Regions from separate parts of the Homo sapiens genome. Here regions 2 and 3 are each linked to region 1. Evidence: chromatin contacts called from ENCODE Hi-C or POLR2A ChIA-PET data. All regions are on one chromosome and are shown on one strand. The core of a region is the stretch at or near the end of the contact, and the rest is flanking DNA. Distances in the headings are between cores, read along the strand shown.

What was found. A loop is a pair of places that touch in the nucleus more often than their neighbours do. ChIA-PET counts read pairs that join two places held with the same protein, here RNA polymerase II (POLR2A). Pooled maps may share reads with other maps.
Region 2: a pooled map shows a loop between it and region 1 (5-fold over the local background). The contact joins the promoter of PPM1G here to the promoter of SLC35F6 in region 1. A Hi-C loop is called at or near these places in 2 of 50 pooled maps. POLR2A ChIA-PET finds 5 or more read pairs at or near these places in 2 of 52 experiments (CD4-positive, alpha-beta T cell and activated naive CD4-positive, alpha-beta T cell).
Region 3: a map of naive thymus-derived CD4-positive, alpha-beta T cell shows a loop between it and region 1 (5-fold over the local background). The contact joins the enhancer-like site here to the promoter of SLC35F6 in region 1. A Hi-C loop is called at or near these places in 1 of 168 maps with a recorded cell type or tissue (naive thymus-derived CD4-positive, alpha-beta T cell) and 4 of 50 pooled maps.

Annotation. Positions count from the first base shown.
Region 1 is chr2:26,762,584-26,765,695 of GRCh38, reverse strand. It overlaps SLC35F6 (solute carrier family 35 member F6), which reads right to left and starts at 1,412. Exons shown (of 6, transcript NM_017877.4): 1 at 1,270-1,412. The coding sequence starts at 1,346. RefSeq lists a silencer at 1,236-1,545 and an enhancer at 1,556-1,755.
Region 2 is chr2:27,407,988-27,411,099 of GRCh38, reverse strand. PPM1G (protein phosphatase, Mg2+/Mn2+ dependent 1G) reads left to right here and starts at 1,509. Exons shown (of 10, transcript NM_177983.3): 1 at 1,509-1,797. The coding sequence starts at 1,678. RefSeq lists silencers at 1,339-1,528, 1,619-1,808, 1,879-1,928, 1,949-2,028.
Region 3 is chr2:26,183,540-26,186,651 of GRCh38, reverse strand. GAREM2 (GRB2 associated regulator of MAPK1 subtype 2) reads right to left here. Exons shown (of 6, transcript NM_001168241.2): 4 at 1,376-2,419; 5 at 294-463. Among named protein-coding and RNA genes, the nearest start is that of GAREM2, 12 kb to the right of the region's middle. RefSeq lists a silencer at 1,611-1,850. Within about 2 kb of position 1,496, at least 11 of the 41 ENCODE cell types and tissues checked have a DNase peak (open chromatin) inside an H3K27ac peak, as active enhancers do.

The DNA.
Region 1 (3,112 bases), core at 163-2,662:
ACCCAGGACTCCACTGACTGTGCCCACCGTTTGGGGAAGGGAGAACACTGTGACTGTCGTGTGCGTACACGTCTGTCTCCTCCACCTCAGATTCCAAGCATCTCAAAGGCAGAGATCGCCTCTTGGTCACTTCTGTCCCCTTCCCTTACACACCGTAGGTACCTTATACATGGGATCGTGCCATTGCACTCCAGCCTGGGCAACAAGAAAAGGAGGGGCAGGAAGGCCCTGCCCTGAGATGGAGACAGAGAGAGACAAAGAAATGCCATCCTGCCCACAACAGAGGGGAGGCTAGGCCCTGTCCCTCAGTCTCATGACTGCCTGGGTCCTTAGTCCCTAACCTCCTGGGAACTGTCCCCCCTCTCACCCCCATACATCAGAGCTGAACTGGCCACTTGCCCTCTCTGTCTGAGTTAATGGCACTTTTCTTCTCCCAGGCAGAAACCCTGGAGTGATCCTTGTTTCTTGCTCATGTGGGTCAGGCCTGTGGCCATTCACACCTGGTCTCTGCCACCAGTTGTCCCTTCCTTTCTCTTCTCACTGCCACCTCCTAGTTCCCCTCATCTGCTATGCAGCAGCCTTGGAGTGGTTTTTCCTGCACCAAACCACTCCTCATGTCATTGAGTCAATCATATCACTTTCAACATGTCATTCCCCAGCTCAAAAGCACTTTTCTGATTATGAGAGAAAATCTAACCTGGGCATTTGATGCTGGTTACAATCGACTTTGATCTGGCCTTTCCGTAGACTTTCCTTGACTTACAGTCTCAGACACATTCCGAAATCCCACCTAAGCTTCAAAGCACAGCTCTAACCCCTCATCCTTGAGGGGCCGTGGGGCACCTCCCTGTCTGCCGCTTGAGGCCTCCACGCTCACTGGGTCACTCGGCCTGCACAGCCACTACTGCGGCTCATGTGCACAAGTCCAGGGGTCTCTCCCAGCTCGTGGAGGGAGGTGCTCAGGCTTGGACGCCAGCACTGGAAGGGCCGTGGAAAGGAATCGGCCAACCCTCCTGTTAAAAGACGTGGAAACAGGAGCGGAGGCTGTACAGCAAATCAAAGCCGGGGCTCGGATCCCCCCGTCCGGGGCGCAGCCCCGCTCCGCATTTCCCCGGGCCTCGCATCCCTTGGGTGGTCATAACGCGCGCGAACTGACCGGAGCAAGTGGGAAAGCAGGGGAAGCCAGGAGGGCAGGGCCAAGAAGGGGGAAGGCGTAGAACGAGCGCCGGGGTCGCCAGGGCCCGCACGCCCGGCAGGGCCCAGACTCACTTTGCCGAGAGCGTGTTGATGGAGCCGGTAACAAGCATGAGCCCGGCCAGGAACAGCTGGTACTTGGTCCAGGCCATGTCGGCGGACGCTGGGGTTCGCTCCAGTTAGCGGCGCCGGGCCCCGTCACCCGGGGTCTCCTGCGCGAGCGCTTCCGGGCCGGGCGTCACGTGACCCCTCCTGCTCGCCCCGCCCCCGGGGAGCGCGCCTGAGCCACGGTGCCCGCGCTCTGCCGAGTCGTCCTGGAGCGCTTTGGTGGCCACGCCGTGGCCCTGGCAAATCACGGCCCAGGCCTTCCAGTTTTTTTTTTCTTTTCTTCCTCACTCTCCCCCGCCTTTTTGGGTTTCTTTTTTCTATTTTTTTGAGAAGGAGTCTCACTCTGTCGCCCAGGCTGGAGTGCAATGGCATGATCTCGGCTCACTGCAATATCCGCCTCCTGGGTTCAAGCGATTCTCCTGCTTCAGCCTCCCGAGTAGCTCGGATTACAGGCGCCCTTCACCACGCCCGGCTAATTTTTTGTATTTTTAGTAGAGACAGGGCTTCACCATGTTGGCCAGGCTGGTCTCGAACTCCCGACCTCAGGTGATCCGCCCTCCTCCGCATCCCAAAGTATTGGGATTACAGGCGTGAACCACCGCGCCTGGCCTTGGTTTCTTATTTTTATCTTTGGGTCTTCCTATTTGTAAAAGGGGCGGATGGGACAGTGCAGTGAGGGTGCATCGTGGCTATTACAGCATTTTGTGAATCGTTTTGAGAGGTTGAGCTGGGCGGTGTCAGAAAGGAGCCCTGAAGTGGGCCTGCCGGGAGTTCCTTGGGGACCCTGTAGAGAGGAGATTCCCACGCTGGACGTTTCCACTTCGGGGCTCCTATCTGATACCGCCCACCTTGGGCACAGTTCATATCTTTCAGCAAAGTGGCGAAGGCATCTAGCTCCAGTTGCCGAGGACACCATTTTATAGCTGAGGACAGTAAATTCAGCGAAGCAGAGTGATTTGCTTAAGAACCTGCTGGTGAGCAGTGGGGTAGGGATTTGCGCTTGGGTTCTCCAGTCTCCAAAAATCCGTGCCTTCCGCATGGCCTCTGCACCAAGCCCTGCTTCACTGCTCCTTTGTGGACTTTCTGGTCGCAGCTGAGGCATCCAGGCAGAAAGACCATCCCTAGGTTTGTTTGAAGAGGGTGTTGACGAAGAGTCACACTCTAAAATATTTGAAGGGATTTATTCTGAGCCAAATATTTGTGACCATGGCCCGTGACACAGCCCTCAGGAGGTCCTGAGAACATGTGCCCAAAGTGGTCGGGGCGCAGCATTTTAGAAAGACACGAGACATCAATCAAATACATTTAAGAAATACATTGGTTTGGTCCAGAAAGGTAGGACAACTCAAAGCCGGGAGGAGGGGAGAGGGTGGGGCAGGAAACGGGAAAAATATCTATCTATGTTAATAGAGATTTTTGTTTTTTTTTGAGACGGAGTCTTGCTCTGTCGCCCAGGCTGGAGTGCAGTGGTGCGATCTCGGCTCACTGCAACCTCCACCTCCCGGATTCAATCAGTTCTCTGCCTCAGCCTCCCAAGTAGCTGGGACTACAGGTGCCTGCCACCACGCCTGGCTAAATTTTGTATTTCTAGTAGAGATGGGGGGGGTCTCACCATGTTGGCCAGGCTGGTCTTGAACTCCTGATCCACCTGCCTCGGCCTCCCAAAGTGCTGGGATTACAGGCGTGATCCGCCACGCCCGGCCGGTAATAGAGATTCTTTACAGATGCAAATTTTCCCCCACAAAAGACAGATTTGCAGGGCCATTTCAAGATATGGCAAAGAAAAATGTTTTGGGGTAAAATCTTTTGA
Region 2 (3,112 bases), core at 260-2,759, 650 kb before region 1:
CCCAGCTCTTCTCATCTCCTGCTTAGAGTAAGAGCTCTCTAACTAGTAGCAGTGCCCCAGGCCAGGCGCGGTGGCTCACGCCTGTAATCCCAGCACTTTGGGAGGCTGAGGCGGGTAGATCACGAGGTCAGGAGTTCGAGACCAGCCTGGCCAACATGGTGAAACCCCGTCTCTACTAAAAATACAAAAATTAGCCAGGCGTGGAATCCTAGCTACTCGGGAGGCTGAGGCAGGAGAATCGCTTGAACCTGGGAGGCGGAGGTTGCAGTGAGCCAAGATAGCGCCACTGCACTGCAGCCTGGGCAACAAGAGCGAAACTCTGTCTTAAAAAAAAAACAATAGTAGGCGGGGTGCGGTGGCTCACGCCTGTAATCCCAACACTTTGGGAGGCCGAGGCGGGCGGATCACGAGGTCAGGAGATGGAGACCATCCTGGCTAACACGGTGAAACCTCGTCTCTACTAAAAATACAAAAAATTAGCCAGGCGTGGTGGCGGGCGCCTGTAGTCCCAGCTACTCGGGAGGCTGAGGCAGGAGAATGGCGTGAACCCGGGAGGCGGAGCTTGTAGCCTGGGCGACAGAGCGAGACTCTGTCTCAAAAACAAACAAAAAACAACAACACAACAGTGCCCCAGACTCTCTCCCTCCAATGTACACTGCATACAAAGACTAGACAAACGATGCCAAAGGTTACACCAGGACGACAATGAAGTCCAAGTCACTCATCTTGGCGCTTCTTTTTATCAAGCTAGCTAGTTAATATTACCACTTACAATCATTCTCCGAGTCCAGCCAGCTTCCTCAGAAATCCTCCCCAAATGCAGTTCACATTCTTCCCTCACTCCTCCAAACCTTATAACATTATTCCCTTTTCCTGTGGCATAATGCAATCCAGAGGCATCCTCTCTGAGAGCCTACATCCTTTCAATCCTCCAAGAAACAGCTCCTCCTCCCATCCTTGAGCTTTTCCCACCCAGAATAGGCTGTACCAAACATTTCTACATTGTATTAACTCGAATTATATCACAGATCGAGGTCTTCGCTTTCAGAAAAGACTCACATTCTTCTCATATAGGCCTCGCATGGCCTGGCCAAGTACTTCCTAAGCTCGGAACAAATACTGGTCAACTTTAATTGAACCAAATCGGGCGGGGTTTGCGGAGTCTGAGAGTGCAACGTTGGGGAGAGGGGGATGAAAACACTGGAGGACGGGCTGAAAGCGTCGAGTCCGACACAAAAGAGGCGTCAGACAAAACGCCAAGAGGCTGGGGACTGGGAACGAAGGAAGAGGTTCTGCCAGAGGCGACCTGCCACCTGCGCGAGGAAGCGGAGTAGGACGGCGGCCGTTGGTGGGCGTGGTCGCGCTAGTCTCGCGGGAGCGGCCGTTGGGCGGGCCGTTGTCCCTGCGGGCGGGGCGAGTTGCTAAGGAAATGACTGCCCGCAGCGCCTGGCCCCGCCGCGCAGGCCGGGCGGGGTCTGGAGCGGCGCCGTTTCCGCTTCCGCTCCCTCACAGCTCCCGTCCCGTTACCGCCTCCTGGCCGGCCTCGCGCCTTTCACCGGCACCTTGCGTCGGTCGCGCCGCGGGGCCTGCTCCTGCCGCGCGCACCCCCGGGGCTTCGGCTCCGGCACGGGTCGCGCCCAGCTTTCCTGCACCTGAGGCCGCCGGCCAGCCGCCGCCATGGGTGCCTACCTCTCCCAGCCCAACACGGTGAAGTGCTCCGGGGACGGGGTCGGCGCCCCGCGCCTGCCGCTGCCCTACGGCTTCTCCGCCATGCAAGGCTGGCGCGTCTCCATGGAGGTGAGGAGGCAGGGGCCCATAGGCTGGCCGCTGCGGGGCGGGAATCTGACGGAGAAAGAGAGCGGGGGATGGGGTCCTCCCCTGGGAAGGGTCCCAATTGGGAGCCTGCGGCCGCAGCGGCCGTTTGCGGGGCGACAGAGACCGCGGGGTCAGGGCCGAGAGGGAGCTCCCGATGCTTGGGGACCGTGTGCCGGTGGCCAGTGGCGGCGAGGGCTCGGCCATGTGGGAAGAGGCACCTTCCGCCCACTGACCGCCCTCTCCCCGAGCTTTGGCGCCATCCTCTCGTGCCAACCTAGCCCTCCAGGCTCATCAACGGTGTGAGGTTTAGTGTGGGAGTAAAGACGCAAATAGGGGCTATTTATTCATTTGTTTTTCAAGGGAGAGGTGAATAGATGTGAATAACTTTTTAAATTTTAATATTTAAAATATCTGATGTGGGAAGCCTCTTTTGGCTAGGAGTTTGACAGTGAAAGGAACCCCGGGCAGAGTCTGTTTCACATTTTGGTTGCCTGGCCTTGGGCTCTTGCATGTTAATTTCAGAGGCTGGACCCGACCTCCAGGAGTTGTCACTCATTTGCACTCTTTTCAGGGCCTTTTACTAACTTCGGAAAACTTGAATTATGTCAGTCCCTAGGTTTTCCTTTTTATTATGCTTCGTTTTCTTTCTCTCTTAGGATTTCTCTAAAACTTAATCAGTAATTCTCATTTGCCTGTAATTGTAGTTTATAGTTTCTTTGATTGTAAGTCATTTCATCAATTTTTTTCATCACAACCTACCTACAAAGGGCTTTTCTAGAAAATTTTACTCTGGACAAAAGGGGAAAAGAAAAATATTGGGGGGAAAGTAGTAGTATTAGGTAAAACTTGATGTGAAACTACAAAAGAGAAGAGGGAAAACTGCGGTAGGGAGGAAAGGGAGGAAGACGGGTTAACCGTGGCTTTGTGAAGAGCATTCTGAAGTCTAGGCAAAAGGGCCAGGGAAATACTCTGTCTGGTATTGAGGGTTTCTCCACCTACCGGGTGGGCTTCAGGTAACAGCGAAATACTGTCTCCCTTGGGAATTGTTTCAGATCCCTCGCTCCTCCCTGTGGTTAGCTCTGGAATGACAGTATGAACTTAAATGTTTTGTTTTCCGATTCAAATTTTATATTCATAACTGACCTTAATAACAATTTTATAATTAGGTATAAAATTTCAGGATTGGAGTGTATCCTATAGTTCATCTCATCTGCTTTGGCTCCCTTTTTTTTTTTTTGAGACAGAATTTCGCTCTTGTTGCCCAGGCTGGAATGCAATGGCGCGATCTCGGCTCACC
Region 3 (3,112 bases), core at 247-2,746, 580 kb after region 1:
CTCTATCCTGCAGCAAAGTCCCCACCTTGAGGGGACCAGGGCAATGCTCCCATCCGTTCCTCAACATTTAAGAGAGAAAGAAGCTGAAGTGGGCAGAACAGGCCACTGGGCCCCAGGCCCCAAGACACCCAGACAGCAGTGCCAATCCCTGAGCCACTGCACAGGGAGCTGCACCCTCGGGAATCTCCCAGGCCTCAAGACTTCCTCTTCCTCAGCACTGTAGTTCCCCCTCCTCACCCTTCCCTGCCTTGATCTACCTTAGAACTCAGGACCAAGGGAAGGCAGGGACTCACCCATCCTGGAGGCCAGAGGAGTAGTAGGAGAGGCTGGAGCTGGGGGAATGTACCGGCTGCAGCTTGGGGAAGCGAGGGGGAACCGGGGGGCTGCTGGAGAGCCGGCCGCTGCCATTGCCACCCCGGGGAGGCACTGGAGGGGCATTGAGCAGGCGGCACTCCTCCTTCACCTACAAGCAGAGGGCGGTGACTCCACCTCGACTCCAAACAGCTGGCACTCCTTATCTTCCCCTTCCCAAGCAGCTGGGCGAGGGGGCTGTCTGGGCCTGACATTTGCCCCACTTTGCCAATAGGCTGCCTTGCACCCCAACTGCTCATCCAGTCAGCCAGCCACCCCACCCTTCCTAGCCTTCCCAGCCTATCTCACGCACCCACACCCTGTCCCACAGCCTCCTTCCTGTTCCTTGGAAATCCATCATGGATGTTAAGAAAAAGAACACAAAGGTAGATCAAAACAGGTTAAGCAGACGTGCTCCCTCCTCAAGGAAAAGGAGAGAAAGCAGAGGACAAAGGAAAGCCGAAGGGACAGAGGGAAGGAAGCGTCTGCCACCTGCATCCCTCCCTACAAGTCGTGTACCCCAAAGAGGACTCCATGGGATGCTGACGGGTGTTACGGGCAGGGAGAAAATGTTCTGATAAACAGGATTCCTTAGTGCAGGACTTCTCAGAGCCTTTAATCTACCAATGCTCTGTGACTCCAATATGAGGAGGGAAAAAGGGCTGGGAATCATTCACAGCATTTCTAAGCTTACTTCGCCAAGGAACCTTCTTTTCACGCAACAACTTAAAGGACCCCTGTTCTGTGGTACCTTCTGGGTAACAGTGCTTCGGGGCTCCTCTCAAATCCTCTGAGGCTGGGGACCTACACGCATCTCTGTCCCACAGCTCTCCCGCCACCGCCCGCCCCAGTGCCCCTTACTACAAATGCTTTTGCCTGGCATGCCTCTGCCCTTTCCTTCTCCCCTTCCCCACCCCGCCGAGGAAGACACCTCGTCTGCCACATACTCCGGGGCCGGGGCCCAGGAGAACGGGCTTTGGGCCCTGGCTGGACCCGGGACTCGGCCCCCAGCGCGCTCACTCACCGCCTCGGATTTGGGAGGGACTGGAGGCGGCGGCGCTTCCGGCTCCCGACGCGGCGGTCCCGCGGCCCCGAAGGAGATGAGATCGAGCCCTGGGGGCGGCCGGACGAGGCCCTCGGGCCCCTGGTGCGCCCACAACTCCTCGTAGGGGATCTCGGCGGGCGGCGCGGCGGGCTCGGGCGCGGCTGCCCAGTCGGGGCTCACGTACTCCTGGTCGCCCTCGCCGGCGGGAGCCGGCGCTAGCGGGCCGGGGGCGCGGGCGAGCCCGGGGGCGCGCGGCGCGGGCAGGCAGAGGCGCGCGCGGCGCGGGCTGGCGCAGTCTTCGGCGAGCTCCGCTGGCGCCTCGCGCACGGCCGTGGAGTACTCGTCGGGGTCGAAGCGCTCGCGGCAGTAGGAGGCGCTGTCGCGCACCAGGCGCTCGACGCGCGGGTCCCCGGCCAGCAGGCCCTGCGGCAGCGCGAAGCGCGGCGTGTCCGTGAGCAGCAGGAAGTGCAGCGGCGCCGGGCCCTCGCGGCGCAGCGCCAGCCCCAGCACCACCGTCTTGGAGATGATGCTAACCAGCTTGTAGCAATGACCCTCCCGCACCGGGTGCAGGTCGTAGGGGTTGCGCGGCGGCCGGCTGGGCACCAGCACGTTCACCGGCAGCCTCACGCGCTCGATGATGGCGCGCACCGTGTGCTCGCCCTCTTGCATCTGCAGCTCCAGCGGGCTGCGAGTGCTGAAGCGGCCCTGGCACTGAAAGGGCAGGCTCAGGCTTTCGTTGGTGCGGTGGTTCATGCAGATGAGGCAGGGCATCTTGCCTTTGACCGGCCTGGCGCCCCCGCCGCCAGTGCCTCCCGCGGCCCCCGCGCTCGCTGGGCCGCCGCCGCCCACCCCGGCCAGCGCCCCGGCCCGGCCCAGCTTTCGCAGGAGGGTGGTGAAGCGCGAGCGCTCCTTGGTGGTCTTGGCGCACAGGATCTCCGCCTGGCCCATAAGAGTGAGCTCGTCGCCCGCATGCAGCGTGAAGTTGTACACCTCGCTGTCCTCGCTGAACTCGCCCGACACCACCTGGGGATCCCAGAGACAGGGCAGGGCCTTAGCCAGGTCCCAGGGAAAGCCACACGGCCAGCTCCCAGAGACTGGAAAGGGAAAACAGCCTTCCTCTTCCGCCCTCCCGGGGCTCGGACTAGATGGTAGGCCAGGAGATCCACGTTCATCCTGGAGAGACCACTAGCAGCTGTGCCACCTTAAATGAGTTGCCCCTCCACGCCTTAGCGACCATATCTGATAACTCTTACTTCGAAGAACTGCTGTAGGATTAAAAAGACTGTGCAGTGACATATTTTTCTTTTCTTCCCCACTACTTGGATCAGCAACATATTTTAAAGTATGCAGTAAATGGCGACTTTTATCATCATTGTCTTTACCATTTGGGCGATCATAATGCCCTACCCATCCAACAAGGCTAAGTGAAGAGAAATGAATTGATGGATAAGAAAAGGGTTTGTAAACAGAACAGCACTATCTGTACATAGCAGGGACTGCTTTTAGTTGTTTTTGTTTGTTTGTTTGTTTGTTTGAGACAGGGTCTTGCTCTGTCTCCCAGGCTGGAGGGCAGTGGCACATTCACAGCTCAGTGCAGCCTCAAACTCCTGGCAACAGTCCTCCCGCCTCAGCCTCCCAAGTAGCTAGGACTATAGATACGCACCACTATGCCCAGCTAATTTTTTAACATTTTTTGTAGAGACAGGGTCTCTCCAT